2 separate regions of the Mus musculus genome follow, and region 2 is linked to region 1. The links are chromatin loops, found by intact Hi-C in ENCODE. Cell type or tissue: gastrocnemius. All regions are shown on one strand. Links, peaks and the distances in the headings refer to the core of each region. The heading gives the core; the rest is flanking DNA. Region 1 holds the start of Gde1 (glycerophosphodiester phosphodiesterase 1). Region 2 overlaps Tmc7 (transmembrane channel-like gene family 7).

Region 1 (2,907 bases), core at 199-2,698:
CTCCATATAAAAGGAATGTGGGCTACCCATGCAGGAATTCTTGATGCTTAAAGTCAAGAGGCTTTAACCACACTTCTAGTAAGAGCTCTTTTTCCTTCCCACGGTCCCTTAATTTTCCTTGTCTTGTTATCGTGCTCAATACTACTTCCCGCAAGGGGAAGGTACTTTCACTAAATGCAGACATGTGTCCTGGTGGAAACAGCCCTTGCAAGAATGAAGATATTCCAAAGAGACATTTGTAAGTCACCCTTCTTGATATTATTTTGAGGCATGGACCGCAGGAAATTGGAATTTCCTTAGGAGTCTGATTTTGAGAGAAGGAAAGGGCTTAGAGCCTGTGTCCAGCCTGGAAAAAAATGTATCTTTTCTGTAAGTTCAAAGGGTTCTGAAGGTCCCGGACCTTTCTGAACAGACTGGAACTAAGTGGTCAATGATGGGCGGGGCTTCTTAGCCAAGCATGCCTCTTGCCCTCTATTTAAACCTAAACCTCCCGTCAGAACCCTGAAAACGGACTTGTGGGTGTGCTTTACTAGATTTCTTCCCGGTGTGTCCATTTCTCTGCTTTTTACTTTTTTTTTTGTTTGGTTCATGGAGCGTAACTTATTACAGCTCCAGGGTAAGCCTGGCTCATTACAGGCCCTGTCTCTGACCCAGAAGAACTCTGGAAACACTACTGGCACATTTTGAATAAGCAGGTTAAACATCCTGTTCCTTTTAAAGTCAAAGCCTTTAGTTTCCTCGAGGTCAGATACAAGGTCACTAAGAAACTTTGACCGTGTCACCCTCCTTCCACTAAGTCTGAAGGACAGGGTCTAAGTCTTGTCCTCACTTTACATAACCCGAAGCGCCCTTGGAACCCAGGCCTGGGGCAAGGGCCTGCTCCTGTTGCCATGACAGCGGTTCCGGCCCCCCAACGCCGAAGCTCCGGGACTCTGATTGGCTGGAGGGCGGGCTCTTTCTCGAGATGGGTCCGTCGGCGCCATTGTGCAGCGCTGCTCCCAGCGGAGGGTTCCGGCTGTGGCCAGTACCTCGGCGTCTACGCGTCGCCCGGCAGGTCCGGGGCTCCGGTCCGTGCCGGTGCAGGCGCCGGCATGTGGCTGTGGGAGGACCAGGGCGGCCTCCTGGGCCCCTTCTCCTTCGTGCTGGTGCTGCTGCTGGTGGTGACACGCAGCCCCTTCAACGCCTGCGTGCTCACCGGCAGCCTCTACATCCTGCTGCGGTTCTTCAGCTTCGAGCCGGTGCCGTCCCGCCGGGCCCTGCAGGTGCTCAAGCCCCGTGACCGCGTGTCCGCCATCGCCCATCGCGGCGGCAGCCACGACGCGCCCGAGAACACGCTGGCGGCCATCCGGCAGGTGAGCCCCGCGCACGCCTCGGGCCTGCTCCGCCGCTGACATCTCTTCTTCTCCTCCCGGCTCCGCATCCCTCCCCACTTCAGCTATTTCTAGAATTCCGCGGGTAATTGTAAGACTTGGTATGTGCCAGACGCTGGGATGGCAGCCAGGCACGACTCCTTTGACAGGGCTTTCATCTGGGTTGGGAGAGATAACATATGAGGCTACTTTAGGGTGGGGCAGTGCATTATGTAGCAGTAGTTTTCTATGAACTAGATATTTGTGAACTGTGAACTAGAATTACAAGGTTGGAATCAGTGGGAAGTGTTCCAGGATGCCGATGGCAAGTGCAAAGGGCCTGAGGTGAGGTTTATGTTGGAGTGGTAAGGTAGCAACACAACACAACAGGCTTATATGTGGTGCTGGCTTCGAGGAGCAGAACAAACTCTAGTGTATGGATGAATTAAGATATGAACTAGGTCAAATGGGTTCTTGTTAGTAAATGGGATTTCTCTCTTTTTTTCGAGACAGGGTTTCTCTGTAGTCCACTCCTTGAACTTATCAGACTGGCCTCAACTCAGATCCACCTGCCTGGTGGGGTTAAAGTGCTGGGACTAAAGACACCCACCACCACCAACTAGCAAGATATTCTTAATCACCCTTATCACAGGGTGTATTTCTGTCCTCTGTATTACTTGGATATTATCTTTATGGCCTCTTTCCAAATACACCTTCATCATAGTCGTCAACCCTGGCAGCCAGACTCCTCTGTCAATATTTGCTTCCCCTTTCCATAAGGCACCCAGGAGAATTTTAATAGCCCTTTGCCCTTGGAAGCCTTCTGTTTTCAGATTAATGTCAGCTTGTATGGCAAGAGCATTTCAGTGGATTATGGACTTCAGTGCACTACAGTCAGCCTTCATACGTGTTGGCCTTGCATCTGTGGGTTTAATTGTAGATCAAAAAAATAGCATGAAAGAAGTATGTGGAGTGACGTCACACCTTAACTGCTTACATAGCTAGATTGTTTTAGATGGAAGAATGCCAAGAGTTGACTTGAGGGGTATAGGAGGTCATTCCTGGGACATATGCAAATACTACAGCTTTTAGTCTGTTTTGCTTTGCTTTGTTTTGTTTTGTTGTTTTGTTTTTCCTTTGGTTTTTGAGACCGGGTTTCTCTGTATAGCCCTGGCTGTCCTGGAACTCACTCTGTAGACCAGACTGGCCTCAAACTCAGAAATCCGCCTGCCTCTGCCTCCCAAGTGCTGGTATTAAAGGCGTGCGCCACCATGCCCGGCTTGTTTTGGTTTTTTGGTTTTTTTGAGGCAGAGTTTCAGTAGCCTTGACTGTCCTGGAACTGGCTATGTGCCTTCCTAGCGTGAGGATTAAAGGCATGCACCATCATGCTTGACCTTTTAGACAGTTTTACATCTGTTCTTCCCATTTCTTTGAGGTGGGGGGAACTGTGACTCCAAGACAACACAGCACCTTCCAGCATAAGGCTTCCTGATTGGATGACTTGATGCTGTCTGGCAAAGATTAAGATATTTTCCAGGATATTTGAATGTGGGCTCTT
Region 2 (2,907 bases), core at 90-2,589, 170 kb after region 1:
TACTGCAGCCAGTGGCTGGGGAAGGCCTGTTGAAGGCAGTGACATTAAAAGTGAGATGTGAATTATGGCAACAGCCAGTTATTTGAGGTCCTGATTAGGAGTGGGAGGGCCCAGTGTGGGAATTAGCCAGGCACTTTGGGGAGACAAGAGATATGTGTGTGTGTGTGTGTGTGTGTGTGTGTGTGTGTGTGTGTGTGTGTGGCTGTGAAGGATGAGATTTGAGGCAGAATAATTCTTTAACACTAGCCAGAAGTCATTACATTGCCTGTCAGATCTGATCTTTTACAATCACTTCCTAAGGGTTAGAATTACAGGCATGGACCACCACACTTAATTTATGCAATGCTGGGGATAGAACCCAGGGCTCTGTGCATGCTGAGACCTGAGCCACATCCTCAGCCCCATGTACATTTCTAGATCTCCAGCTATTGTGTGGACAGGGGACTATGGTTGGGACTTCAGTGAAGGAGACAGGCCAGACTGGAAGTCACTGTGGTAATCTAATGACTGGAATCCCTTACCCTGAGTCAGAGCAGAGACTCACTAGATAGAAATAGCTTTGTACAGTTCTAAACATATAAGATGCCCTTTGAATCTGTTTGTCTTTTTAGGAGAGTCGTGACAAGCGTTATCTTATCCAGAAACTAACAGAAGCTCAAAGGGAGGTCCGGAGCCAGCCGGCTTCAGCATGAAGATGCTGCCCGAAACTTCTCAACACATAGCTCTGATGACCCTACAGAGTCCACCTGGGGTTTGAGTGGAAGTGACTTTTGGTGGCTTAGCCAAACAGGCTGACCCCCAGCCTGATCCCCAGGGAGTGGTGACTCCACCAAAACACTTAACTTCTCGAGCTGCTCAGCCTCTCACGATCAGAGAGGGGAGACTTTTATTTATTTTTTGTTTAGACTTTTGTATATTTTTAAAAAAGGGTTGTGTGTGTGTGTGTGTGTGTGTTTTTTTTTTTTTTTAGAGTAAAACTGAGATTTCTCCGAAAGCCTTCCCAGGCCGAGTGAATACCCTCCAAGATGCCACTGGTGACTTCAAATTAAACCTGACTTCCTTTTTCAGATGAGCAGGAATCTTCAGATGCTGAGGCTTAGAACAGCTGATAGGAACGTGGAGAGGCCGTCCTGGCAGAAAGGCAGAAAGGAAATCCATCCCCGCTGTGTACCCCATCACACTTGAATTCCCACCCATGCCCAGTCAGTATCACCCCCTTGAGGAGAGGACTAGGCCAGGTGGCAATTTCAGCTTTTTGGAACTTTTCTCCAGCCTTGTTCACTCCTCCAGGGAAAGTGACCTTAGCCAACTGGTTAGCCATTAGCCTTTAGTCTCCACCTGGCCCCAATTTCTAAGATTTGGTGACAGAATTGAAGAGGGGTTTAACTTTGCAAGGTGCACAGGCAGTTCCTCTGTTTTCCAAGTGTTATTCCTCTTCCGTGCATGGAGCTGTTCATTCCTGAAAGATGCAGAGTGATTCAGAGCTAGGCTGCAATATGCTTTTTGGAATTGGAGCTGGGTTTAAGGAGCAGGGGTTTTATGTATGATTTCAGGTGTAGGTCCACAGCCCAGCCTGTTCCTAAGAACGCCCCATAATACAAACAAAGGTTGGGTTCTGATTACTTAAGTACACATGTCAAAGGGCTAGATTTTGTTTGCCTGAGTTTAAAACTTTGTGTGTGTGTTCCTTTGTTTTTATAAAACATTACAAAGACAGAGTATCTCTTGAGATCTCCAGCATAGTAAAAGCTGTATTTAATAAATACCTCATCATAAGCCTCCCTTATGGGGCGTCCCTTTTAGTGGTGTCTAATTTGATCTGCTTTCACTTTAAGGTCTTTGTCAATGTACTGCAGTCCTGTGATGGGACTGTGGAGTCTTTACTGTTTTCCACTGGCTCCTAACCTTTAAATTTCAATTAATGTTTCAGAAAGCTGCCAAGATGGACTTCCCTGCTCTGATCACTGCCTTGTTCCTCAAAAATGATTGGCTTCCCTCTGGGAGCAAAGCAAACTCGTTGTAGCTTCCATGTCTGTGTGTGTATAAAGGGTGCTTTGTCAGATGTGTGTGTGTCTGTGTGTATTGATGTGTGTGTGTCCATATCTTACATGTGTGAATTCGTATAAAGGGCCCTTGGTGAGGGGTGTGTGTGTGTGTGTGCATATGTACATCTGGAGGCGGAACTCATATCCTCAAGCTCTACACAATCATTTCCGTCATCTTCCATGAGGCTGTTAACCTGGGATATTTTTGTTCCTGTGGGAACATGTGCTTTGTAACATTTTCTTGTATTTTAAGATCTATGAGTTTTAAAGCCTAACAACAGGAGTTTTGAATAAACCAAAGTTTACTCCATTCTCATTCTACAAATCCTGGTTGCTGGCATTTTTGCCTAGTGCCTTCATGAAGCATTCTTGTCCTCACTGTGGCCCTGAGGATAATCTGCTGTCCTATGTTTGTAGGAATGGTAGATAAAATAAACAACATATTTTCTTTATTATAAAACAGATAACAAAATATGCCAATTGGTATGTTGGTTTTAGTTAGTGCTGCTAATGTGTGCACCTCCTACTTGAATATTTTAATAACTTGGAATAACCAGGCAATGTCTGTATAGCTTTAAAGTGCGGCTCTCTAACGGGTGTGTGTTAAACTCCTGATTCCGTGTCTTGAAAGTTTTAGAGTATGGTTGTCCTCAAACCCACAGACGCTCTTCATCACTGGTTAAGTGATGAAGAGAACTGCAATACTCAGTAAAGTTGCTCTTTGTCACTGCAGTTAGAGGAAGTAGCATTTTGACATCGATGGATGTGTTAGATGAGTCTTGTCTCCTCTTGGCTATTAAGAAGCCAAAGAAAAGCAGGTTTGTGTGTTTTGAACGTCAAAGACAATATCTTAAGCATTTTA

Evidence for each region. Hi-C counts contacts between places; a loop is a spot of excess contacts. Peaks named below come from ENCODE experiments on the same cell type or tissue, not always from the same donor. Only the 100,000 strongest peaks of a DNase experiment are listed, where the experiment ranks them.
Region 2: a loop joins it to region 1, with 3 times the contacts of the local background. A loop is called at or near these places in 2 of 42 quality-filtered maps.

What each region holds. Positions count from the first base shown.
Region 1 is chr7:118,703,835-118,706,741 of GRCm38, reverse strand. Gde1 (glycerophosphodiester phosphodiesterase 1) reads left to right here and starts at 1,004. Exons shown (of 6, transcript NM_019580.4): 1 at 1,004-1,352. The coding sequence starts at 1,092. In gastrocnemius, for the core only: no CTCF peak of the experiment used is centred there; DNase peaks (open chromatin) are centred at 946 and 1,347; H3K4me3 peaks cover 1,984 bases; H3K27ac peaks cover 1,558 bases.
Region 2 is chr7:118,535,922-118,538,828 of GRCm38, reverse strand. Tmc7 (transmembrane channel-like gene family 7) reads left to right here. Exons shown (of 16, transcript NM_172476.4): 16 at 612-2,907. The coding sequence ends at 692. Among named protein-coding and RNA genes, the nearest start is that of Coq7, 4.0 kb to the right of the region's middle. In gastrocnemius, for the core only: no CTCF peak of the experiment used is centred there; no DNase peak of the experiment used is centred there.